Regions from separate parts of the Mus musculus genome. Here all the other regions are linked to region 5. Evidence: chromatin loops called from intact Hi-C (ENCODE). Cell type or tissue: left cerebral cortex. All regions are shown on one strand. Region 1 overlaps Slc39a11 (solute carrier family 39 (metal ion transporter), member 11). Region 2 overlaps Slc39a11 (solute carrier family 39 (metal ion transporter), member 11). Region 3 holds the start of Slc39a11 (solute carrier family 39 (metal ion transporter), member 11). Region 4 overlaps Slc39a11 (solute carrier family 39 (metal ion transporter), member 11). Region 5 holds the start of Sstr2 (somatostatin receptor 2).

Region 1 (5,000 bases), 100 kb after region 5:
TCTCTGGTTGTAAAGTATAGAAACAAAAAAGGCTTTTTGCTGGCTATAGAGAACAAAGAGCCTCTTTCTGGCTGTGTTTTTAGAGATCAGGGAAAACAAGCTTGGGGAACGTGCAGGGCTTTACCTTCCAGGGAGAAACGCTCTAAGTCGGGGTCCCACGGTATCTGTGCTTGTGTTTTAGCTGATTCTGTTGTCCTGGCTCACCGAGATGGCAGAGGACCAGGAGGTTACAAATTACATCTTTAATTTTCAACCAGGGTTATAAATTACATCTGACACTGCTGTTTGTTCCCAAAGGAGGAAGAGTGGAACTGGTAGGAGAACACATACACACACACACACACACACACACACACACACACACACACACACGCTTTCTGAGGGAAACTTCGTAAGCCTCCAGTGGTTTTTGTCATCACAGACCATCTTGATAGGGATGCTTAAATCCTACCAAGTGATTTAAATCCTACCATGTGGAGCATGTATGATGCTTGGAACCTTCTAAAACCCACGTTGATTCCCCCCATCTTTTCGATGTTAGGCCATAAAGTTGTGACGGTCCTCTCTTGCCATGGCTTGAGTCAGGAAACATTTCAGGTTCCACATATCTAGAACTTAGAACTTATGGGCAGTTGGGGGTAGAAAAGACACCGAGTGTGCACTTAAGATAGGGGCATCCTCCTATTCCTCATGGGAGCTGGGACAGGGCTGGCTTGCCCATAGTCTGCAGCTCTCTCTCCAGTCAGGTGGCTGATGCTTCACAGAACCTGCCTTGCTATATCTCACTGCTCATCGGATCTCAGATTGATTGGGCCAAGGAGTCAGAGTCGCAGGGAGTTGGAGGGAAAAGGCAGTGTCAGGGAAAAAACAGACAGCGAGGTTTTGGGACAGAGATGAGGTTTGGCTAGTTTGTACTGGGGGGGGAGGACCCAGTTAAAGCCAGTGTGATAAGTCATTCTCTCTCACATGCAGCCTTGGGGATGCCTTAGGTTGGATAGAGGAGAAACACTGGACCTCTGATCACAGCCAGCATCTCAGAGTCCTCTGGAAATTCCCTATTCCCAACACACAGGTGAAAAGAGGGAGAGTTGCCGCTCCCTTGATGTGTATGGGGGTGGGGTGTTGAGAACTTAATACACAAATCATAAAATCATAAGGTTGGCAAGAGTCGTGTGGGCCTGTGGGTTCCTGTTTCTTCCTGTTGAAGGGCATGGGGCTGAGCATGTGTGTTTTGTTATATACACATGTGACCCCTTGTGAGGTGAGAGAAGGCCCTGAGACCAAGTTAAGCTGGTTACCCTCTGGCAGCCTCCCTGCCCCCGTCTCTGCAGCAGATTCCTTTGCTAGTAGCCATCCCCATCCTCCCAGGCTTCCTCTCTTTACGACTGGGCAGTGCTCCCTGTATCCCCTGGACCGGGCCAGCTTTAACCAAAGGGCTGGACTTGCTGCTCACTCTGAATGCGGGAAAAGGCCCTCGTGCATGCCCACACCTGTGCCAGCAACAGGGCTGACATGCTGGGAGGATTCCAGTTTTCTCTGAACGTAAACCTACAAGGAGAAGCAGCAGGTCGAATACCACTGGAGAAGCTGTGAACAGAGCAGCCCAGCATCCGGTGGCTAAGATAAGCATCCTTTAGAGCTGAAGATCTGCCTCCATAGCACAAGGGCTCGCCTGGTGGTCGTGCACTCTGGGTCGCTTGGCTACAAGGTTTTAATCAGCGGCTTGTTCTCTGCTGATCATCAGCAAAGTGAGATCAGGCATGTGTTCCCATAAGTGGTTGTAGACAGTGGAAATGTAGGTGCATTTCCACACACATTGACACTTGCATATGTGCAGTTTAGAAGGCGTGGGCACACACACACACACACACACACACACACACACTCTCTCTCTCTCTCACATGCACACTCATGAACATGTGTCTTCAGGGTAGCTCCCGTCCCATCAGCCTCATGAACTAAGGACCTTCTGTTGAACAGGATGGCAGTGACTCCATAGTGCAGAAGAGTGACTAGGGACAGGCCGACAGAAGCAGCCTCTGGCAGAAGCTGGTGTTCAGCCCTGATGTCTGGAAGTTCCAAGAAGAAGCCTGAAGGTAGCCAGTGTCTGCCACAGGCATGATTTGTACAGCAGTGGTTTTGGCTGCAGGAGCTGAGGCAGACTTGAGAGCAGTGTGCTGCCCAGAGCTCCTCGAGACAGTGTGGGCTGTCACTGTCATCTGGAGCAGCGCAGTGCCACGCCAGCCTCTTTGAGGAGATTACTCATCGGTTCACCACGCTATCCTGAGGGACAGCAGAGCAGACGACACCTAAGAGTGTCCCAGCTGTCTTTTGGGTCGCACCGCCGTAACAAAACACCACTCAGGGATGCTTAAATAACACACTGTCTCAAGGCTCTGGCTGATTTGATTACAGGTGAGGGCCCTATCTTCCCGGTTTGCAGATGGCTGCCTTCCCATTGTGTCTGTACACAAGTCGAGGCAGAGAGAGAGATGGTGAGCCTCTCTGATGGGGACTTTTCTCATCAATACACTAGTTCAGTCATGCCTCATCTAACCTTATCACCCCCAGAGGCCTCAGTGACATTGGACATAGCTTCAACACAGCAAGTCTTTTTGGGGGCTGGGTATGACACAGACATTGTGTTTGTTAAAACCTGCTGTAAAAAAAGTGGAGGAATTTTCTTCTTGCATATTTTGGGCATAAGAGTGCTTTGTGAAATTTGTAGAGCAGAACTCTGACTAGACAGCTCTCTGGCCAGTAGGCAGCACTCTCTGGCCAGGGGGAAGAGAGCTGTAGACTTTCAGAGGAGTAACGTTGATGATGCTTTTTGTATTAACCTCCATTTTGTTCTAGTAAGAACAGCTGGTCCAGTGGCCCTCTAGTACTGTGTACTCATGTGTCTTTACATTTAATAAACAATAGAATTAGGTCTTACCTTTTTTATTTTAGTGTGTATACATTCATGTTTGCATGTGTGCATATATATGTGCATGGGTGTGCAGAGGCCAGAAGTCAATCTCCTGGGTGTTTTTCACAATTATTTTCTACTTTTTTCTTTTCTTTCTTTCTTTTTTTTTTTTTTTGAGACAATACCTCTCACTGGACTTAAAGCTAACCAGTTTGGCTAGGCTGGCTGGCCAGTGCACCCTGAGATCCTCCTGTCCCTGGCTCCCCAGAGCTGTGACTACAGCTGTGCACTGCCACACCTGGTTCCTTTGCGTGGTTGCTGGCCATGAAGCTCAAGCTGTCACGAAGTTTACTGAGCCTTCTCCCAGCCCTGGGCTCACTTTCTCATGAGGACCTTTTTAGTTAATGTCGTGTCACGTTCATGTCTCCCGTTGTATGTCGTACCGTTACCTCCCGTACACTCCTTCTGGTTTTTGTTGTTTCTAGTGTTCTTCTGGAGCTCCTGTCCCGCTAGCTTCTGGGAGTAGTGTCCCATTCATTCTATTTTCTCTACTGAATTTAAGAATATGTAATATGTCTCCAGGGGCTGTGGGGATGGCTTGAGAAAGAACCCTTGTCAGACAAGCATGGGGATTAGTTTTTGAATACCCAGCACCCATGTAAAAACACTGTGGTTGGCACACAGAAAAGCCAGGCTCAGCAACACATGCTTTTAATTCCAGCACTGGGGAGGTGGAGGCAGGAAAATCCCAGGAACCTGCTAGTCTAGCAGAATTGGTTTAATCTTAGTGCTCTGGGTGAGTGATGGAGACAGGAGGATGCCTGAGTCTTGCTGCTTGTCAGCCTGGCTCCAGGTAGAGTGAGAAACCCTGTCCTAGGGAATAAAGCAGAGAGCGCCAGTGCATGACACCTGGTGCAGTCCTCCAGCCTCTGTGCCTGTGCATGGGTGGATGACCCCCTCATGAATATTCACCATACATACACACACACACACACACACACACAAGCATACACACACACACAAATACAACACACACAGAGACATAACAAACACACAGACATACCACACATACACCATACTCATAAATATATACTATACATAAACATACACACACACACACACACAAATACCACACAGAGGCATAATAAACGCACAGAGACATACCACAAACACACAGATGCATACACCCCATACAAACACCACATACACACACATACACACAGATATACCACACACATACACACACACACACACACAAACACACACAAATGCACACATACACACTTCAATACCACACACACACATATAACAAACACACACAGATATACCACACACACATAATGACACACACTACTATGCAAACACCATAATACATACACACCACACATATACATACATCTACATGCACAGAAACACATACATATACCCACACATACACAACACACATACAGACATACCACACACACACACACCACATACAGAGACCCCCCCCTCCCAATTAAAAAAACAACCTATATACTCTTGTGTTTGTGTGTTGCCTAGTGATCACTGAATCAGAGTTACCACTGGGCTATTTCCGATGAGGTCTCACAGCTACCCAGTGGCAGGCGCTCCCCCCTACCCCCACCCCTGGGCCCATCACATTGCTTTGTCACACATTTTTCCGTCTCCGAGTTTCCCGAAATAGTCAGCACACGGCCAGTGCTTTGGCTTCGAACAGTCCATCACCTTTAATGGAAAATGTGAAATTGTGCATCTCACCTTCTGTGAGGATCACGGCCCGGTGCAGCCCGTTCACCAGTTCCTGGAAACCCTTGGAGTGTGCTTTCACCTGTTGTTCTGCAGAGCCCGAAACAGAAAGGCACCGTGAACTTAAACTGGACCGCTGCATCAGAGTCACTGCAAGATACCTTGTCCTCGCTCCACCCTCTGGGCCCCATTGCCTCTCAAATGGAGGTGGCTTAATTGTAAGATCATTGTGTGTGTGTGTGTGTGGGGGGGGCAGTAATGGTGCATGGATGTGTGTGTGTGTATACAGTAACAGTACACGGGGTGTGCCTGTGTGTGGAGGCTGACGGATGACCTTGAG
Region 2 (5,000 bases), 120 kb after region 5:
TGCTTGCTCCCGAGGTGGGTGTGTGTGGTGCTGCGCCTGTTCTATAACGAGACGCCTCAGCCCCTGACAGCATCATCTGCACGTGCTTGGATCTCCATCCACTGTAATTTCTCACTGAAAGAGGGAGTTACTTGACTGAAGGAGACAAAGGGAATTGCCAGAGAGCCCCTTACACGTGCATTCATTCCATCCAAGATGACAGGTAGGACCCTAAATAATTCAGCTTCAGTAATTAGGTTTTGTCACATACATACATGAAGCTTGTCAGGGAGGGGACACTACGCCCGGGCTTAAATGCCGGTGCTTACCACAAGTGATAACCGGCTTACTGTTCAAGGTGGCAGCTTAGCACCCTTCCTTGATGACTGCCACGTTCAACACTTCACCTCTTGAAATAATGGCACAAGAGAAACTGTCTTCCCTCCAAGTCCCGGCTTGATAAATTGTGGGGGTGAGGATGCCTGACAAACTGTCATGATGAGTTAGCAGACGTTGTAAGCCTGATGATAATTTCTTAGAACAGTGGATGCCCTTGCAAATATTCTGTTAGAAGGAAAAGAAAAACCCCGAAAACCAGACTAGATTGTTTAAAGGTAATCGGTGTCCTGAAGACACATCTTGAGATGGTTTGAATAAGAGAAACTGACAAGAACAGAGTGTGTTCTCCTGTCGCTGTCGTATTAGAAGGCATGGTGGCTGCTCCCAGTGCTGTAAGAGAAACTTGTGTGGCTTTTAGGATGGATTCGATTCATTGTAGATAAAAATCTTAAAAGTTAGAGGAAGGGAGATTCTAGAGTCTGGAAAACGTTGGGAAATGCAGCCAAGGTCATTTTATACCGAGGCACGCCGGTGCTGTCACCTGTTTTCCGTGATGGTAGCTTGGGTTTGTTTTCCTGTCGTTGTGAAAAAATACCACAGCCTTGGCCCTCCTTCTTTACCAGGCTTCAGTGTGTGATTCAGAGTCCAGTACAATCACATCACTGCGGCAACGATTTCCAGACCCAGAATCCAACACCCATTAAAGGATTAAACTCCCTCTTGTTCACTGCCCCAACCGTGAGGAGGCAGAGCCTGTGCTAAGTGACCATTCTGCCACACAGGGCACCTGTACTTATGGACATTTGCATATTTGGTGGCTACTTGATAGGAGAGAAGCTTAGCTCCCAGGCGGAGCTTCTTGGTCTGGCGTGTGAGCGAAAGGACTCCATTGTTGTAGTGTTTCCTTTTCCTGTGAGACAGCTTGGAAGTGCCGCTGAAGACAGTGGAGAGCGTCTCCTTTTCTTTTTCCTGGGCTTCTGTATGGCTTGTATCACATGTATGTTTGACTCTCAGTCCTCAGTGGCCCCAGGAGGCAGATCTCTGCAGCACACTGCTTTACAGATCAAAGAGTTGAGGCCCAGAGTGTGATAGGTTGGGGTCTGACCGACTATACTATTCAACGCTGCCTCTCAAAAGTCATTTGGACTTATTCTTCTTTTCTTTTAATCATTCCCCTTACATCCCCGGGACGACTTTTACCCCAGAATATGTCCTTGATTCACCTGGGGGATCCTATTAAAACATACGTTCATGGCCCATTCCTGTAATCCCAGCACTTGGGAGGCTGAGGCAGGAGGACTGCTGTGAGTCCAGCCTGGGCTACAGTATGAAATTCTGGCTCAGAAACAGAAAGCAGGGCTGGAGAGAGTGAGCGCTCAGTCAGTAGAGTGCTTTGCCTTGCAAGCACGAGAACCCAACGGAGTTCAGCCTCCAGAAGCCGTGGGAAACGGCATGGTGTGGACAGGCTTGAAATCCCAGCACCGGGAGGCAAAGACAAAAGTATCTGGGGCTTGCTGTCCAATCCTTCCAGCCTGGTCAGTGAGCTCCGGGCCTGTCGGAGAACTCTTAAAGGAAGTAGATTGCCAGGTGCTGCCCCTGGTATTCTCATGTAAGAGGCTTGGGGTGCAGTTCAGGGCTCTGCGTTGTGAAAAGCTTCATGGTGGCTTCGGGTGCATCCCCAGGTTCCGGACTCACCCTTTGTCAGAGTCCCCTAACGTCATCATCGCCCCCTGGTGGCCAGGTGGTGACTGGGTTGAGCTGGGTTGGGGAGGCAGCTACAGGGGCCATCTTTCCTTTGGGGAAAACAGGAATCTCACGGTAGAATGCATTGCTTTGCAATGGTTGCTCTGATAACGGGCCATGACTTGAGTGGCTTCAACTACAGGAATCTACTGTCTCTGTTCTGGAGGCTAAGACTTTCTAGAAAGTTCTAGACACGAAAGATCAAGGTAGAAGAGAGTCATATTTCCCTGAAGATACTGGGAAAGGCTCTTCCCCAGGCCTCCCCCGCATCCTGGCCCTTCATTCGGCCTCTGTATACACGACTCCAGCCTTCCCAGGTAGCCTCTATCCCTCTCCACATATACAAATCCCAGTTTTTAATATGGACCCTATAGGTCCGCAGAGCAGGGTCCATGCTTCTGAGTACAGTTGTATGTCCTGGGAGCCATGACATCATTTGGGAGGCTGCAGTCCACCCTGTGATAGGGACATATGGTGTAGATATTGGGGGGTGGATTAATAACTCAAAGGCAACATGAAAAAGCCAGACACTGGTATTTAGAGAGGGGAACTGGGGTCCTATGTGAACATGAAGAGTTTGGCTGGAAATGAAAGGCAGTAATGGATGCCACCAGCTGTGTGGGACAGCAGCCAGTAGGTACCACTTGATCCTCCCTGGGTAGATGCTGTGTGTTGCACTCCCTTGCTCAGTGGCTCTTTCCTCGAAGCCCCTGGTGGGTCTCTCTCCCATGCCCTGTGCCTGGCATGTGGCAGAGGGCTATACACCATTCTGGGTGCTAGGAGAGCAACCTAGATACTTTGTTTTCACCTGCCTCTAGCCCGGGCTTCCTGCAGTGCTCTGACGAACAAATTGAAGTCAATGCAATTCATAGAGGGAAGACGTCTTTGCTCCTAAGCAGAAGAAAATCGGTCCTGTAAGAGGATTCTTGGTGGTGGGATCAGTTAGGAACCATATTGGTTATCAGAATTACTAGCCTTGGAAAGAATGGAAGGTGACTTGGCATGCTGCTGTGTTGCAGGTAAACAAATGGCCGTATTCACTTAGCATTCTGATCCCAGGAGAAGAGTCGAAGAGTCGAAGCTGTGTGACTTGGCCTTCCTTGGCGACTGTGAGAGGCACAGGGCATAACTGGAAGCTCTTCCTCAGACTCCTGGGACCGCTACCCTGTGTGCAGGTTCAGGATGGCTGACCAGGGTCCTGGAGTTTGCATTTCTGGCTAGTTCCTGGGTGTTGCTGATGATGCACCACCCCCCGACCCTATTTTGAGAACTGCTATCCTTCTGAAGTTAGATTCTGCATATCTGCAGATTTCTAGTGCCCCATAATGCTTGGGGGAAAAGGACTCTAGTTTATTGAGTTGGCGAGAAGTGCTGGTCCAGCTGACTCCATTATTTAAAAAGTCATTTTTCAGATAACATTCACTAAAGTAGTGTGTGTGTGTGTGTGTGTGTGTGTGTGTGTGTGTGTGTGTGTGTGCACAAATGCATATGGAAGCAGAAGTCAACCTCCAATGTTGTTCCTCAGGACAGCCTTGGTTTGTGAGATAAGCTCTCCCTCTGGGTCCCAGGGCTCCCTGGTTAGGCTAGGTTAGCTGGCCAGTGAGCCCCAGGGAGCCTTCTGTTTCTGCCTCTGCAGTGCTAGCTGGGATTACAAACCCAAGCCACCATGACCAGCTTTAACATTTTTATTTTTAATGTTTTACTTCTTTTTTATGTCTATGAGTGTTTTGTCTGTGTGTCTGTGTGTATGTCTGTGTCTGTTTGTCTGTATGTGCATGTGTATGATGGTGCCTACAGGGGCCAGAAAAGGTCGTTGAATCCTCTGAGCGGACTCTGAGTTACTGGTGACTGGGAGCTGCCTAGTGTGGGTGCTGGGAACCGAATCCAGGTGGTCTGCACAAGCAGCAAACGGTCCTAACCTTAGAGCCCTCTCTCTAGCCCCAAGGCGTGTTAGTAAAAGTGAGATTACACCATGATTTGTGACTTTTCTGTCTTCAATTGGAAATTTCCACTTGGCCTCGGCAGAGCTTGGATCCATCTATGATCTCACCAACAGTGTATACAGAGGATGCTCTTACCTGGATTCGTCACTCCAAGCTTTTAGCAAAGTAAAGAAAGGTGCAAAAAAAAAAAAAATCACATTTCGTAGTGGGTTAGATGGACCCGCGCGCCTTCCTGTGTGTGTGTGTCACTCTGGCCATCGGTGTCTTTCTCCTGTTTCCCAGGGACATTGCTGCGCTTGCTTGCAGGTCACCTCAGAGTTCCTTACACACCGAGGAAATAACGTCTCGTGTTTTGCTTCCTGTCTGTCACTTACGACTCCGTCTGTCGCGCTTCTGACTATGAGGGCTTTTATTTCGTTTGTGCTTTGTTACTGCTTCTAGAACAATGCATGCGGAGACTTCATCATTCCAACCCAGTTAAGGCATTATCTATTTTTCTATGATTTTATTCTTACTTTTGCATTTGAATACTGTGTGTGTGTGTGTTTGCAGGAGTGTGTGCATGCGCACGCGCCAGTCTGTATGAGTGCATATGAATGTGAGTGCAGGTATTTGGAGGGCAGAGGCCATCCTGGAATATTATTCCTCAGGAGCCACCCCATCTCCTCTCTTCTGAGACACCTTTTCTCCTCGACCTGGAACCTTCTGGAGAGCCCCAAAGGGATAAACTTATCTTCATCAACCTGACACCCAGATTACAAGCATGCGCCAGCACACCTGGGTTTAACTTGGATTCTGGGAATCAAAGTCAGGTTCAAACGCTCATGCTACAAGCACTTTACTGACTGGGTCATCTCCCTGACATATATACTTAAACTAAATACTTAAGCCATCCCAAGCCCATCCTGTTTAAAGAAGGGAGGCGGGGATTCAGGTGGGCATAATTCCTCTCGGGCCCAGAAGCCCCAGAACCATTGCTGGGGAGACCTCACCTTT
Region 3 (5,000 bases), 54 kb after region 5:
AAATCTCCTAGCTGCCTATGTGGCCAGACTTGCAGTCTGCAGCCTCTTTTTAAGTTGCTCAAAGGGTTACCTGGGTCCAGGACCTGAGATTGAAGGATGTCAATGTATGTGAAATGCTTAAGCCTAGCGTGTATATAAGTTAATAAAACCTGGTGGGAGCTGATTGGGCATTCGCTGAGAGCTGGACAACCACCCTAAGAGAGTTCTTCCTTCATCGCTGCGAATACAGAGTGGTCCTCACTAGGAAGGCACACCGCTCTCTAAGAGGGTAATAGATGCCTGCTCTTACTGTCTTCTTTGTATACTCCAACTGCAGGCTGTTCTCCTGTCCTGAGTACTTTATGCTTGGGCTGCCAAATGCAACACTGACCACTCATTTAACTTTACATTTCAAAAAACAGTCATGACATTTGCATGTGTGCATCCCTTACAGGGCACAGGGCATACTTATAATAAGAAACTATTTGTTGTTTTCCTGACATTCAAATTGAACCAGATATCTGGCCTTCATTTTATTGCAGCTAAATCTAGTCAAGGTGTTTTCATAGAAGCCCTGGAGCGGAAAGCCTATGACCTGGGGTGATGCTTCGCATATGTGGCCCTCAGTGGGTCCTCAATATTGACATTGACAGGCTGTAGTCAGCAAGTGAAAGATTGCAAGCTCAAGTAGAATGCAGAGCCTGGGCATCCTTCTAATGGAAGGTATTGACCTTGAGAATAAAGCCATTGACCTTCAGAATGTTGCCCATCTTGACACTGGCTCCGTAGCTCAGTTAGGACCTATGTTGTCATGTTTAGGACATATGACAAAAGATGTAGACAACATTAAGTACGTCAGAACTGATCCAAAGTGCCCCTTCTTTGGGTGTCTGTAGCCTCCCCAAGATTTCCTGGGGTGTGTGCACTGCCCTAGGCCTTCGCCTTTGCATTTGTGGACTTGGGGGAAGGGGAGAGTGCTGCTTTTGCCCGCCCGCCTCTGTTCCTGCGAGCACGGAAGCCTGTGAACCTGAGACTTTATTCTCCAGGCAGGATTCGCCGGTTGCGAAGGGGCGGGGCCCGGCGGTGGAGGGCCACGTGTGCTGGAGTGAAGCAGGAAGTGACCGCGAGAGTGGAGCCGGGCGAGCGAGTGGCATCGGGGGCTGATGGAAGTGGAGAGGGGGCTGGAGAGGGCACCCTAGTGAGTCGCCTTTTCTCTCCTTCAGGCCCGGGGTGCCGGGCAGTCTCGAGAGTGTGCAGCGGCCTGGAGCTTGCAAAGGGGTGCCCTAAGGTGCAAGTCCTGGAAGAGCAGCAGGGGCTGTGACAGGTGGCAGGGGGAGGAGGGTGTTTGGGACCCCTCTGCTCCACCCTAGGATGAGCTGGAGACAGTGATGCGAAGCTCCTGAGTGCACAGCCAAGGGTCTCTTCATTCATTGTTTCATGGTGGTGTGTATAGGGGACAAGGGACCTGTGGTATCAGTGGCAGCCATTCGGAGGCCCCTCCCACCTCCACCTGTGGCAGGTCTGGGGGAGGCTGGAGAGCCGGCAGCATGCCTGCCTCCTGGAGAACTTTTTCATGTTCATGCTAGTGGTCCAGATCCTGAATCTGTCTCATGGGCGTCTCTGGTAAAGTCCGGTCCACGAGTTCTGTGCCAGCTCCCTTAAGCCCACGCAGTGCCTCGCTTTAACTAAACCAGCGTTTTGAAGTGCGGAGGCAACATTTAAAAGACAGGGAAAGAGACAGAAAAGGACAGAAGGAAATTTACTGGAGTCATGGGAGCTGGCTGCTCTGTGCTGTCAGCCCGCTGTTGGCTTCTCTCAAGTTATAGGATGGGTGGAGAATGGTCCCCTGTCCTGGTCACTGGTCCAGTTTATGATGTCAATATCCAGCTCTGGAGAAAGTCTGAAGCAGACTGCCTGGCAAGATTTAACTCCCCCATGGAGTTAAATAAGGTGCAGATTTGGGGAATCCCACAAGTGTGTGATGTCGCCTGCGCCCTGTGCTTTTACGTAGCTCCAACGGCTGGAGATGGAGCCCCTATGGTAGAGTGCTTGCTTACCATGTACAAAGCTCTGAGTTTGATTCCCCAGTACCACAAAAACCAGCTATTGTAGCACACTCTGGCAATTCCGGCTTTGGGAGGTGGAAGGCAGGAGGATCAGGAGTTCAAAGCCACTCTCTGCTACACAGTAAGTTCCAGGCTACATTAAAAAAAAAATCATCTAAGTAGCTCTCAAGAGGGACCAGACATCTGGCTTTCCACCACCCTTAGAGAGTAGCCAGAGTTTTCAAACAGTGAGTGGAAGAAGAGGCGTGCTGGGCTCACACTGTGATAAGTGGTGGGTGGCCAGGGCTCTGAGTTCTCAGGAACTCAGTTATGCAGTGAACTTAGAAGAGTGTTTTCCTATCTCTCTGGCCGCCATGGAGACGCACAACTCCCTTTGGTTTGATTTTGCTGGCTGGCAAATGGGAATCGTTTCTTTTAACCAGTAGCTGTCAAAAGACACAATGAGGTACTTGGGGGATGTTTTACGCTGTGATCTGTCTCGGATAGTGAGACTTGAGAGGATGCTAGCTCCATCTCGGTCTTTGTGTATGTTTAACATTTTACTCACAAGCAACTGGGAGCGATCAGTGTGTTAATGCTCTAGGATTTCAGCTAAAAAACAAACAAAAAAAATCCAACAAATTCAAAAAACAAAAAATACTCAAGTCTCTCATTTTTGTTTTTTGTTAGTTTGTTTTGTTTTGTTTTGACAAAGAATCTTACTATATGGCCCTGGCTGTCCTGAAACTCACTAAGTAGACCAGGCTAGCCTCAAACTTGCAGAAACCTGCTGGTATTTGCCTCTTCAAGGTCTGGGACTAAAAGGTTTCTGCTGCCATGCCCAGCACACACCACTCTTTTGAGGTTGACTTGACTCAGGGAGGGTGGAAAAGGCTATTTTTTTGCTTGATTTTTTTTTTCTTTTTAAAAATTTTAAAATGTGTGCAGTTGCTGTCTTGAGTTCCTCTGTCATGTGTGCCCAACCTGCACTCGGTATAGAGATGTGTGCAGCCCAACACAAAATAGTAAGCTTACTTAGACAATGTGAGATTTGGGGAAGGGTGCATTTTAAAACTACCTCTATGTGTGTGTGTTTTGCGGGGTGGGGTCGGGGGGCTTGTGCATTCCATGGTGCAAATGCCGAGGTCAGAGGAGAGCTGTTGGTTCTCTCCCTCAGGTGGGCGTCAGGAACCAAGCTCAGGTTGCCAGACTTGGCAGTTTTTCGTTATTTGCTTTTTTGCTTCTTGGTTGTGGGGTTCTCCAGTGTCATCGTCAAAAGGCTGCATATGCTTGGAATCCGAACCCATAAATGGTTAGACCTTAGACCTAGCATGGGGGCCCAGCGGGACTCATCTGAGCCCACAGCCTTTTCTGAGTGTGGGCTGTGCCCAGGGCCCTGTCCATACTCTGCCATGGCTTCCTCTAAGGGCAGCTGAGGGAACCTCTTTAGCCCTTGATATGCAGGCATGTTCAGCTCTGAGGGAGCCAAGCCAGGTGGGGTCAGGTCCAGCCCTGTGGATGCTAGAGGGCCGAAAGGGAACTGAATGAGGCCTTTGAGTTGATGCCCACACCTAGCTTGTATGTGTATGTGAGTGCCAGGACACACGGCCGCTTCGCAAGTGGACTTCTCTGCCTTGTAACTTTCCGTAGGCGAAGCCTGACATTTGCAATCTAGGACAGGATGGACAGGATATGGTCTCAGTCTTATAGTTCATTCTGAGGAGGTTCTCTGGGCCCATATGAGAGAGGGCCCTTTCTTTTCTTAGGGGACAGCGGTGCCCCTTCGCCGGCAGCAGCTATGCACAGAGCCGTTTATGGTTCTATTTCCTTGTGTTCTCTGACTCTCCTTTCTGGGTAAGCTGGCTCCTCCTCCTTAAGCAGGTAGTTTGCAGCGGATGGCCATGCCTGCTTTCACAAGGCTGTGGGAAAGTGTCTTCACCATTCTCAAGCAGTTACAAAGTTAGGTTATGGATGTAGGCAGGCCCCTATAGAAAACAGCAAAGATGTGTGTTTGGACATGGTGTGTGTGTGTGTGTGTGTGTGTGCGCGCGCGCGCGCGCGCACACATGCGTGGGTAGTCATAGAAGGCTTCATCACAGACCTGGCATGAGGTGGGCCTTAGAGGAGGCTCTTGGGTTTCGTGGGCAGGAGCCGTGGAGGGAAGGCCTCCCCGAAGGGGCTTATGGGAACGGAACCTTGGAGGCACAGCTGTCTGGGTTGTAAAGGTGCCCTGATGAGTTAAGTTGAATGGGAGCGTAGGGCCCAGACTGCATGCTGCTGGACTTTGGCTGGAGAGTCCATGGCGGTGGGAAGGTCTGTCGGTGGAATTTATGTTTAGCCAGGAGGCTGGCTTGGGGAGCCAGGAAGGTGTGACTGGGAATCAGATGGAAGGTATCTAGAGGACAGTTTGAGCTAGGGGCCTGTTCTTTGGCAGGGTCTGAGGAGAAATAGCAGGCAGGGACAGATGGATGAATGAGCGGGCCTCTGGGGAGAGCTTCCTGGCCTCTTTCTCCCAGTGTCCTCACGTCGCCTTTCAATGTCCCTGTGCTGGTACTGGGATGGTGAGGCCTGTTGCATTGGTTTGACTTGAATGTGCAGACCACCTACCCTGACAGAGGGCAGCTCAGGCAGTGACTTAGGACATGTGTATATCACAATTGGGGCCCCTCAGCATCTGCCTGACCCTCTGCTCTTCTGTGCACAGCAGTATCCAGCATGCTCCAAGGTTACAGCTCCGTGGTCCAGGCCTTGCTGGGGACCTTCTTCACCTGGGCAATGACAGCAGCCGGGGCAGCTCTCGTGTTCATATTCTCCAGCGGGCAGGTGAGTCGCTTCGCTTCTGGGGATTGGCAGGGACCCTTTGGTGACCTTTGGAACCTGCCCCTTGCCACACAGCACCGCCGGGCAGCGGCCACACAGGCAGGTGGTGGGATGCTAATTCTTCCCATCTTCCTTGTTTTCTCTCTGTTTCCTTAC
Region 4 (5,000 bases), 320 kb after region 5:
CTTGCCAGGTAGGAATATTTCAGTCTCCAAGGAAACCGTTAAACAGCCCCACCTTTCCATTTTGAGACAGTCTTATTTGTCTTTGTCACTGCATACACTGGGCTAGCCTGCCCACACACTTCCAGGATTGTGCCATCTCCATCTCCCATCCCGCCAAAGTCATGCTGGGATTAGGAGTGTGCTACTATGTCTGGCTGTATGTGTGCTCTGAGGCCTCAAACCTCCATCTTCAATGATTGTCCCACCCGAGTGCCCCTCCCCCGCCCCAGCCCTCTTTCCAGCCCCGGAGCCATGTCCTTTTGAAGCACACATGCTTGATTGATGCCGTGCCACAGACTCATTATCGTCCAGGCCATTATCATCCAGGCCGCATGCTCAGACTTCAGCGTGATGCGGTCGATCATCATTAACAGAAGCAGCAGACAACATAATTTGTGAGTGGGCATTTAAGCCAGAAGCAGCATTAAAATCAGCATAATCTAGGCTACAGGGGAGCGATGGAAACCAGACCATCTAAGAAAACTCAGAACAGGGCGGACTTTTTACATTTGGCCTGTAAAGGTCAGCCAAGCATAAGGGCAGTCAGCCGGGGATGGCGGTGCTGATGGTGGTGCGGATGGCGGTACGGATGGCGGTGCTGAATACCCAGGAAGCCCCCAATGTGTTCTCAAGGCGGATGGACAGTGGCTATCAAGACAGACTCCCCTAGTGCTCAGGAGGGAAGCTGAAAGGGTTCCTGGGAGGCAGGTTGAAGAGAAAGCACATCCTCCACACAGTGGCCTGTCTCCACCCAGCCTGGTGCAGACTCAGGACAGGGCTCCAGAGGTGCTGGACAAAGCCACCTGGCTAAACTGGGATGGCTTGGGAAGGTGGGAAGGGGACGCTGGAGCCGTGGGACGGATTCCACCACAGAGCAAAGTGTTTGCTGACCTCGAGTACGAACTTCAGTAACCCTGAGGAGAGGAGGAAAGGACGGAGCCCTGCTGGAGAGAAGAAAAAGGAAATCTCAGAGAGATGAATGCAGACCACGAGTGTTCTTAGTTTAGGAGAACAGTTGAAGATCAGGTGGCAGGGAGCCACAGGTGATTCACGTGACAGTGATGGAAGAAAGAGGGAGGAGCTGCTATGAGTGTGTGTGTGTGTGTGTGTGTGTGTGTGTGTGTGTGTGTGTGTGTGTGAGAGAGAGAGAGAGAGAGACTATTCCGCACAGGCAGACAGCTACCCTACAACAGAGATTGCAAAAGGTCTGCCCCTCTCTGAGGATGCTGGCAGTTCCCAGCCACCCACTCCAGGAAGCAACTGATGTTCCACAGAGTTCTGTGTTGCGGATCCAGATGTGTTGCGGATCCAGATGCCAGATGCCACTGAAGATAGATTTGTTATGTGTGTGTGGGTGGGGTGCTGGGGGTGCAGGAGTCCTGGGGTCAATTTCGGGTTACCGGGCTTGACCTCAAGCACCTACTGAGCCACCTCACGTCCCTCAATCCAGCTTTTACTTGATTCTGGCTTCCAGTGCGCTCGCTATAGTCCGGGGGAATGTGAATATAGACACAGCTAACCAAGTCTGGCCCTGCACTAATTTCTATAAATGGAGGTTTTCTTGAGACACACGTTCGCCAATCTTTTCACATGCTGTCTCTGGCTCCTTGGCTACAATGACTGAGTGAAGAGTTGACGTAGACTTCTAAAGGCTGAAAATACTCTCTGACTTTTTACATAAAGTTCATGGACTTAGACATAGTGGACACAGCCCATAGCTTTTACCCAAGTTCACTGCTGAGCCCTCACTGTCTCTCCGTGACCTCATGGGTACTATTTGCAATGCATCTCAGAGGGAGGGAGTCTCACCTCTCTCCAGCAATGTTAACCACCACCACCAACAGAGAAGAGAGAGGTAAATATTATCAAAAAGGCACTCTCATTCCTCTCAGCAGTTCAGTTAAGACAAGAGACATAGGCAGAAAGCAGCCAGCCTAGAACTGGTGTGTCACTACTGCCACCAGGTGTCTACAGGCTGCTACTGCACCTCAGTGTCCTACTGGATCAGTGGCAGGGATCAAAAATCAGCGCCCAGGGGGCATGTGGTGGCATAGACCTATAATCCCATCCTTTGGGAAACTGAGGTAGGAGGATTTATATAAGTTCAAGATCAGGTGGGTCACATCACATGTAAATTATCAGATGAGCTAGGTACCTCGCCAAATTAGGTCTCAAAAGGGGGGAGGGAAGATTGGCCAAGGATACAGCTCAGTTGATAGACTGTGTGTCTAGCATGCACAGGGTCCCGGGATTAATCACCAGCATGGAGTAAAGCAGGCATGGTGGGCCGCATCTGTAAATCCCAGCACTTAAGAAGAGAGAAGGTGAATTTAGTGCTGTCCTCAGCTGTATAGTGAGTTTGAAGCTAGCCTAAGACACATGAGAGAGACACTGTCTTAAAAAAAAAAAAAAAACCAAACCCAAAACCTGTCCTCTGAGTAAGGAAGAGTCAGCCAGGCATGAGCAGTCTGTGGGCCAAGGGAAACACGTCTTAGCTTAGTGTTGCTTTCTGATCTGGTCCCTCCGTGGTTTCTTTTGGCTCCAACCACAAAGAAATGCCGAAGCCCGTATGTCCTTGGGGAGTCGGATGATTAAAGTGGTTTTCCTTTTCAGAAGTATCATTAAGAGGAGACCACACCTCTCAGCCCTCACTTCAAGGTACACATAACTCGAACCAGAAGGGAGAGCGAGTGAAGCAATCTTATGCTTAGACGTTGTGCTTTGCACCCCGTTTCCAGCTTTGGCGAGGGGGTGTTTATAGCCTGGACCGATGGCTCCGACCGGTGTCCGGCTGCAGGGCTGTGCAGAACGGGCAGTGCTGGCTGCAGATCGGACAACCCACAAACGGGCCTCCCCTGGTTCCCTGCACTTCGTGCTGCATGCCCCGGCCGGCTGCTGGTGCCCAGTGTTCAGACACTTAATCAAGGATGTCTGCTGGGTTAACCACCACTTTCAGACCAAGTCTGTGCCTGTTCCAAGTCTGCATCTGATAGCAGATCAAAGAGTAGAGACCATAAACGACATACATCTTTCGAGCTATAAAACACAGGCGTTGCTATATGACCAATCATGGGATGTGGGGGTCAGAACACACTCGTGGAGTAGCGATGGCTTTGTTTTCCTGTCTCACCGAGCTTCTGAGGAGCAGCCTGTGATAGCTGCTCCCAGCAAGAATCCACAGAGTGCGTGCTTGCCTCTATGGGCACCAAGTTCACCTGCCTTTTAGGGACATTCCAGGGAGACCCTCCCTGTCCCCGGGTTGTTGCTGTGGAGCTCCCCCTGCCCTCTGTCTTAGCCTCTCTGGAAACCTTCTCTAGGCTGAGGTATAGCTGGTGAGTTAGCAAGAGGGTGTGCAGGCAAAAGTGCGATGCCTTTTACCCTGCCGGCCCCTCTCCTCACCACAGCCCTTCACTCGACTCCCCTGCTGCAGGCCTTTATCTGCACCCAAAGATCTTGTCCTCCGTTTCACCTAAGCGAGCCAGCCTTTCTCCCATGTAGCTGTCCTCTAGGGAGATCTAGAGTGGTCCACCCACAATCCTCTTCCCACAGTTTTCCCTTCCAGGCCACTGGCATTGGAGAACGGCCCACAGCGCCACCATGTGGTAGTCTGGCTTCAAGACTCACTATGAGGCAATGGGGGAGAAAGGCTTCAAAAAGGCCAGTGAGGTGCGTCTCTGAGTTGCCTCACCTCGAGAGGCTTAAATAGAACTTCTCTAAATTGGTGTTGGGCTACATTTACTCTCTCCATAAAGCTAAAGTCTATCTGTCTATTAATCTTTTCTATCTTTATCTTCTATTTATCTCCTTCTGTAGGAGTTGGTAAACATTCCCTAGATGTTTTGCAAAAGTCGTGTTTATCTCCCCGCTATCTGGCTCTCAGCATTTCCCACCTCGTTTACCTCATCACAAAGTAGATTCATCATCCTTACTCCTTCTTTCCAAGAATTAAAATAGAGCATTTGGGTGATCCTCTGCAAAGAGACCAATAGAGCAGGAAGCTGTAACAATCAACGAGGTGTGGGGAGGCCAACCGCAGAGGCCCCTGTTTGCTATTGTGGGTTATTGTACGTCACGTTTAGTGTTGTAGTAACTTTAGTAAGATTCATTTATCTTATTTTGTCTGTATGAGCGTTTTGCCTGTTTGTGCACCATCCCCACAGAGGTCAGAAACAGAGTCATGGATGGCTGTGAACTGCTGTAAGGTTGCTGGGAATTGAACCGAGATCCTTTGTAAAAGAAGTCAGTGCTCTTAGCTGCTGAAGCCCTACCCCCAATATATTTTTCAAGAACTGGGTATGACCTGATGTCTTAGTTAGGGCTTTACTGCTGTGAACTGACAAGTCTTGTCAGTATGAGTATTTGGTCAGGGAAAGGGGCACCATGACCAAGTCAACTCTTATAAGGACAACATTTAATTGGGGCTGGCTTACAGGTTCAGAGATTCAGTCCATTATCATCAAGGCAGCAACATGGCAGTATCCAGGCAGGCACGGTGCAGGAGGAGCTGAGAGTTCTACATCTTCATCTGAAGGCTGCTAGCAGAATCCTGGCTTCCAGGCAGCTGGAAAGAGGGTCTTAAAGCTCACACCCACAGTGACACATCTACTCCAACAGGGCCACACCTTCTAATAGTGCACTCCCTGGGCTGAGAATATGCAAACATCTGACTTGTCCACAGTTAAGAGGGTTCTTTCTCACGGACCATCTCAGAAAATAAGGCATGAGGTTACTCACGCATCTTCATGGCATCCCTGTGATTCCCTAGGCTCCCTCTTTTTTGGGGGAGAACTGATTGGGCTGTAAGTGGTCTCCAGAGACAAGCTTGCTTCTGATGTCTTGCTCCGAAACCCACTAGCAACTTCAGAAGAGACAGCCCTGTGCCCAGAGAGTCTTTCTTTTGCTTCCCTTATTACCTGGACTAGATTCCAGACCCCTCTGATCTCACCTCACTGTCTCAAAAC
Region 5 (5,000 bases):
ACACACACACACACACACACACACACACACCCCTCCAAGAATCTGAGGTTGGAACTTGCAGCAGCCCTGTGTAGCCCACCACGATGCTAGAGTGCCCCTCGCCATTGGGGCGAAGGTAGATAAGCGAGGCTCAGGACGATGGAGTTAGTGTGAGGAAAATATTTAGGGTCATAACTCGCTGACTCTGGAAACAACGTGTTCCCTAAGGGATCTTTACCGTTTCTAGGCAGACTGAGGGAGAGTGGATTGCGGTGCCTGCAATGTCCAGCTTCGAAACGCAGAGGGGACTGAGGTGCCAGGGGCAGCTAGGAGCGCTGACAGTCGCTTGGGGACCTGACCATTCAGTAGCTGGTTCTCTCCAATCTAGACAGATTCTCTGCCTGAGGGCGGCGGGTGGGGGGGGGGGGGAGGGAGGGGGACCTGACCGCAGACGAATTTGGGCTGCCTCCCCATCAGGGCGATAAAGAGCCCTGAAGAATCTGCTTTCCTTCTTTTTCGGTGACGTCCCCATCACTGTCCCTCCCTAACTTAGGTCTCAGACTGTGGACCCTGTGGTGGCACTTGGCATGTCCCTTCTCCTTTAGCTGGTGTCTCTTTCCTCGGACCAGGGCTGTTTCGCAGGTGGCTAGGAAACAAGTTGTCCCCATCGGACACGCAGGGCACACGCCACGGTACTTGGGCATTTTCTTTGAGAACAAATCCGTCCCAGAACACACTACCTTTCCACCCCAGACACCACGATATGCATCTTTCATCCACCTGTCACCTCCAAAGGCACAAAAACAGAGAATTTGCGCGCCGGGACCAACGTGCAGGTCGCCGGGATCGGCGGTCTATCCCCAGAACAGATGCATGCAGGTGCCCAAAGTGTGCTTGTCCCTCCCTCCATCTCACGGTGACACACGCGTATGCACACTGGCACCCCTCACCTTGGTTTTCCTCGAGCACTCGCTTCCCTGTGTTCTCTAGCACCCAGAAGCTGTTCTTTTACCCAGCTGGGCGTCCAGGAGCACAGCAGGCTTAGCGGGTGTTTGGCGCTCAGCAGTGGCTCCCGGGGCTCCCAGCTTCCTTGGCTGGCTCGTGCTGGCCCTTCTGGCGTCTGAGAGAGCTTGCCCGGGCCCCGAGAGAGCTAGCTTGGCCTGTAGATCATTGACGCCCAGCCGCGGACTGGTGCTCCAGGCGCCGGTGGCCTCGCGAGCGCGCCGGTGGCTGCGCCGCTAGCAGTGGCCCGGGCGGGTGGCAGCCCCTGGGCACACTTCCCCACGCCCCCGCCCGTGACGTCACGGCAGCTTGGCTCCGCCTGCCGGGTCCTGTTGGACCCGGTGAGCAGAGTGGAGAAAACCTGCGGGTGGCCCAGGATAAGACAGCAGACCTTGATGCTGTTGGATGGTGAAGCGATGTCAGTGTCTCCACGACTCCTCCCTATGAGGGCGCGCGTGGCTTTCTTTCCGATTTCAGTGACTCGGTCTGGTTTTACCCAACAAATTCCAGGCAGCTGGTGCGGCGACTTGGGTGACCTAGACTAGCTCCGGGACCTTTAAGACGTGTTCTCAAGTTTGCAAAGCCGTGCCTACCACGGTCCAGTCCCGGGAACAGGGCACAGGTTGCAGAGTCAGGCTAAGGGCAGAGGAAAAAGGGGTGACAGCAGCAAGCGTGTCTCCCGTGCAGGCGCCTGCAGGTGTGCAAGCGCGGGGCACCTGGCTTCAGTTCCTGCAGCCAGCAGGCTCCGCGGGCTCCACCGCTCTCCCAACTGGAGGCCCCGGGCCATGCAGTCTCTTCTAGCTTTAATTTAGCCCGTCAGTCACTGCTTGCTGGTCTGACCCAGCCCCAGCCCAACCGTTCCGCCTACGCGCGCTGTGGCGCTCTGCGGGAGCAAGGAGGGACTCACAAGAAGTGGGAGATGTGTCGCATCAAGTTGCAGCTATTTATTTTTTGACTGTGATGATTCAGCCGATGTTCCAATAGTTTAATAAGTCATAATCAATCCTGTAGCCTCCCTTCCTTCACCTCTTAACACTCCCCCAGAGAGAGAGAGAGAGAGAGAGAGAGAGAGAGAGGAGAGAGAGAGGAGAGAGAGGGGAGAGAGAGGAGAGAGAGAGGGGCAGAGACAGACAGACAGACAGAGACAGTGAGTGCACCCTGGTGGTTTCTAGAACATGAAAAATCAGAAAACAAACCCCCCCCCCCCCGATTAGCTTTCTCTGTGGGTCCTGATGCAGCCATCCTGTTTTTGATCTGCTTGCGGGTTCATCGGGGAAAAGCATAAATCCAGGAGTTGTGTATGTGCGGTGAGTTTTGACAGGGAGCCAGGCAGCAGGTAAAAGCAGCCCGGAATTCTTGTAAGTCAGAGTGTCGCTCACTGGCACCATCTCTACGAGATGTGTGGGCTCTGTGGACTTGATGGAGATTGAAGCAGTGGTTGTCGGGTCCTAGTGTTGTGTGGGTTGGCTTGTCTTTAGGTTTTTTTATGGGCGGGGTTGAAGGGTTGAATAGTGCAGCTCTCAGAACGAGGGGAGTGGCCCTGGGGGAAAGAAGGGGCCCTGAGTGAGCTCAGGCCTCCTCCTCCCTGAGACACAGTTGTTACAATGCCTATTGCCCCCTCTAGTTAAAAACCCTTCCGGGAACAGAGAAGGATGAAGAGCCAGGAAGTGTCCATTCTGAGCTCGGCTCTCTTCGAGTGTCATGAGACCTTGTAAAAGTTCGTCACCTGTTGCTGCAGTTTGTGTATTGTCTAGCAAAATAGCTCATTCAAAAACAGGAACCCCTGGTTCTCAGTAGTTCCTTCTCTCATACACAAGGTGACCCCCAGGGGGCAGTGTACAGGTTTTTTTGGTTTCTGTACTTTTGGTTCCATATCAACACCACCAGCAAAAAAGCAGGCTGTCCTTATCAGCTAAATAATCCTTTCCCAAACAACGTGGGGATCATTTCTGTATGCTCTTAACATGCTGAGCACACACAATAAAATCCACCCTCCGTGCACTTGGGAAGTCTTCCCTCAGCTCTCTCAGAGTCAGGTCTGCCAGGCTCAGCCCCAATGGATAGATGAAACCAGGGCATGCCTATCTCTTTTGCAGCTGGGCCCCGTGAGATCTGAACACTTTGACCTTGAGAGCAGAAAAGGTCATCTAGAACAATTATTGATTTTGTCCGGTCCGGTTGTGTGCCTCTCTCCCCTCCCCCGACCTGTGAATGCCTCCACAGAGCTCTGAGATCACCTTTGGCTTCGCTGCACCGCCCCTCCAGCCTCCAGGTTTGAGTTCCCAATCCTGGTTTGACAATACCCTGCCCTTTTGACACCCACCCAGCAATCTGCCGCAGGCCTGTCCTTCCTCAACAGCTCCTTTAGTAACTATGTAACGAGACCTTGAACCAGAAAAATACACGGGTTGCAAAAGAGATAACCTCCTCACTGGCTTGCTTGGTATCTTTTTTTTTTTTTTAAAGATTTTTTATTTATTTTTATGTATGTGAGTACACTGTAGCTCTCTTCGGACACACCAGAAGAGGGCATCCAATCCCATTACAGATGGTTGTGAGCTGCTTGTTTGCTGCGAATTGAATTCAGGATCTCTGGAAGAGCAGTCAGTGCTCTTAACCACTGAGCCATCTCTCCAGCCCCTTGCTTGGTATCTTTAAGCCAATGAAACAAACACCTCTTCATTTTTGCACTTACCAGAGGGACGCTAGGTGGCAGGAAATGAAGAACGGTAATGGCCTGGGAGTTCAGCAGACAACGGACCGGGAACTCTCAAGTAGGTCATTCTGTCTGGTCGCTTAGAGGCTTTATCAACTAAATGGAGAGCAATTGTTCCTCTGCTGTCCATTTGGTGGAAGCAAATGTTGCAGTTTAGCTTATGGTGGAAGCAGTTTAGCTTAGAGGAACGTGTGAGGCATAGGAGAACTGGATTGATTGGTGGTGTTGAATGGCAGGCCAGGCATCTGGCACAGGGTCTGTCATCTGCACATGTGACATTTCTATGGATGGAGAAAGAGCAAGGCCCCTTAAGCTGCAGCATGTTAAATGTGGGGTGCTTTGGAACTCACTGTGTAGTTCAGGCTGGCCTCAAACATGTGACGATCCTTGACTGCCTCTGCCTCTGCCTCCTGCCTCTGCCTCTGCCTCTGCCTCTGCCTCTGCCTCTGCCTCTGCCTCTGCCTCTGCCTCTGCCTCTGCCTCTGCCTCTGCCTCTGCCTCTGCCTCTGCCTCTGCCTCTGCCTCTGCCTCTGCCTCTGCCTCTGCCTCTGCCTCTGCCTCAAGAGCTGGGACTGCAGGTCTGTGAGGCCACACCTGGACTTGATGTTTTGTTTGGAAACTATGGCATGTGATTACCATGAATTTTTAAGGACATGCCCATTGGCCTAGAGGGCTTGAGGTCTCTTTAGATTCAGCAGGGGTGACAGGAGCCCCTTTCTTCCCTTCTCTCTCCCTGCTTATGGAACCTCCTTGGAAACTGCTCCTCAGAATCCCTTCTCTCTCTCCTCTTCCTACTTCCTTCTCCATCTTGCTGGAAGTGCATTAAGAATGCTGGTCCCAAGAGGGACCTCGGAGCCTCTGATCAAGAAAGCCAATGCCACGTAGTTGTGTAAGTGAGAAAACCAGACTCAGAGATGCCAAGTGACTTGCCCAAGATCATTCAGCCAGGGACTAGAAAGGCAGGAGTCGAGTTGGCTGACAGTGTCAGGCTATGAAACCCTGGATGAGGGGAGGGAGTCCTTCCCCACTACCAGCCTGAGCATCTCTCTTCCCCTCGTCTGTCATGCCTGTTAACATAACAAGGTTCCTCATCACTCATCCTGGAACAAGTCCTCGGTGAGAGTTGGCAAAGAGCAAGCTGTCTCCAAGGACATTCCCTGGTCCTTACTGGAGTGCTCATCTGTCACAGGCCCTTCAGGGGGAGAGCATGGACAGCTCAGAAAGGGTGGCCATCACACCTGCCTTGCAGGTGCAGTGTGCCTCCTGAGAACACCACGAGGTGCCATTCATTCCTGGCCCATTG

The links. Peaks named below come from ENCODE experiments on the same cell type or tissue, not always from the same donor. Only the 100,000 strongest peaks of a DNase experiment are listed, where the experiment ranks them.
Region 1: it touches region 5 in a loop (2.7-fold over the local background); 12 of 42 quality-filtered maps call a loop at or near these places.
Region 2: a loop joins it to region 5, with 3 times the contacts of the local background. A loop is called at or near these places in 22 of 42 quality-filtered maps.
Region 3: it touches region 5 in a loop (2.3-fold over the local background); 5 of 42 quality-filtered maps call a loop at or near these places.
Region 4: it touches region 5 in a loop (5-fold over the local background); 33 of 42 quality-filtered maps call a loop at or near these places.

Annotation. Positions count from the first base shown.
Region 1 is chr11:113,513,618-113,518,617 of GRCm38, reverse strand. All of the region lies in intron 4 of Slc39a11 (solute carrier family 39 (metal ion transporter), member 11), which reads left to right. Among named protein-coding and RNA genes, the nearest start is that of Slc39a11, 50 kb to the left of the region's middle. In left cerebral cortex, no CTCF peak of the experiment used is centred here; a DNase peak (open chromatin) is centred at 2,222.
Region 2 is chr11:113,496,133-113,501,132 of GRCm38, reverse strand. All of the region lies in intron 4 of Slc39a11 (solute carrier family 39 (metal ion transporter), member 11), which reads left to right. Among named protein-coding and RNA genes, the nearest start is that of Gm51928, 40 kb to the right of the region's middle. In left cerebral cortex, a CTCF peak has its summit at 2,056 (motif pointing left); a DNase peak (open chromatin) is centred at 2,049.
Region 3 is chr11:113,561,853-113,566,852 of GRCm38, reverse strand. Slc39a11 (solute carrier family 39 (metal ion transporter), member 11) reads left to right here and starts at 1,038. Exons shown (of 10, transcript NM_027216.5): 1 at 1,038-1,177; 2 at 4,729-4,847. The coding sequence starts at 4,740. In left cerebral cortex, no CTCF peak of the experiment used is centred here; DNase peaks (open chromatin) are centred at 1,052, 1,658 and 2,276; H3K4me3 peaks cover 931 bases; H3K27ac peaks cover 255 bases.
Region 4 is chr11:113,294,987-113,299,986 of GRCm38, reverse strand. The region is part of intron 7 of Slc39a11 (solute carrier family 39 (metal ion transporter), member 11); the gene reads left to right. Among named protein-coding and RNA genes, the nearest start is that of Gm51927, 11 kb to the left of the region's middle. In left cerebral cortex, CTCF peaks have their summits at 2,012 and 3,643 (motif pointing left); DNase peaks (open chromatin) are centred at 1,047, 1,321, 1,997 and 3,623.
Region 5 is chr11:113,615,552-113,620,551 of GRCm38, reverse strand. It overlaps Sstr2 (somatostatin receptor 2), which reads right to left and starts at 1,225. Exons shown (of 2, transcript NM_001042606.3): 1 at 930-1,225. It also overlaps a transcript of Slc39a11 not described here. In left cerebral cortex, a CTCF peak has its summit at 2,804 (motif pointing right); DNase peaks (open chromatin) are centred at 1,295, 1,785 and 2,808; H3K4me3 peaks cover 1,914 bases; H3K27ac peaks cover 1,263 bases.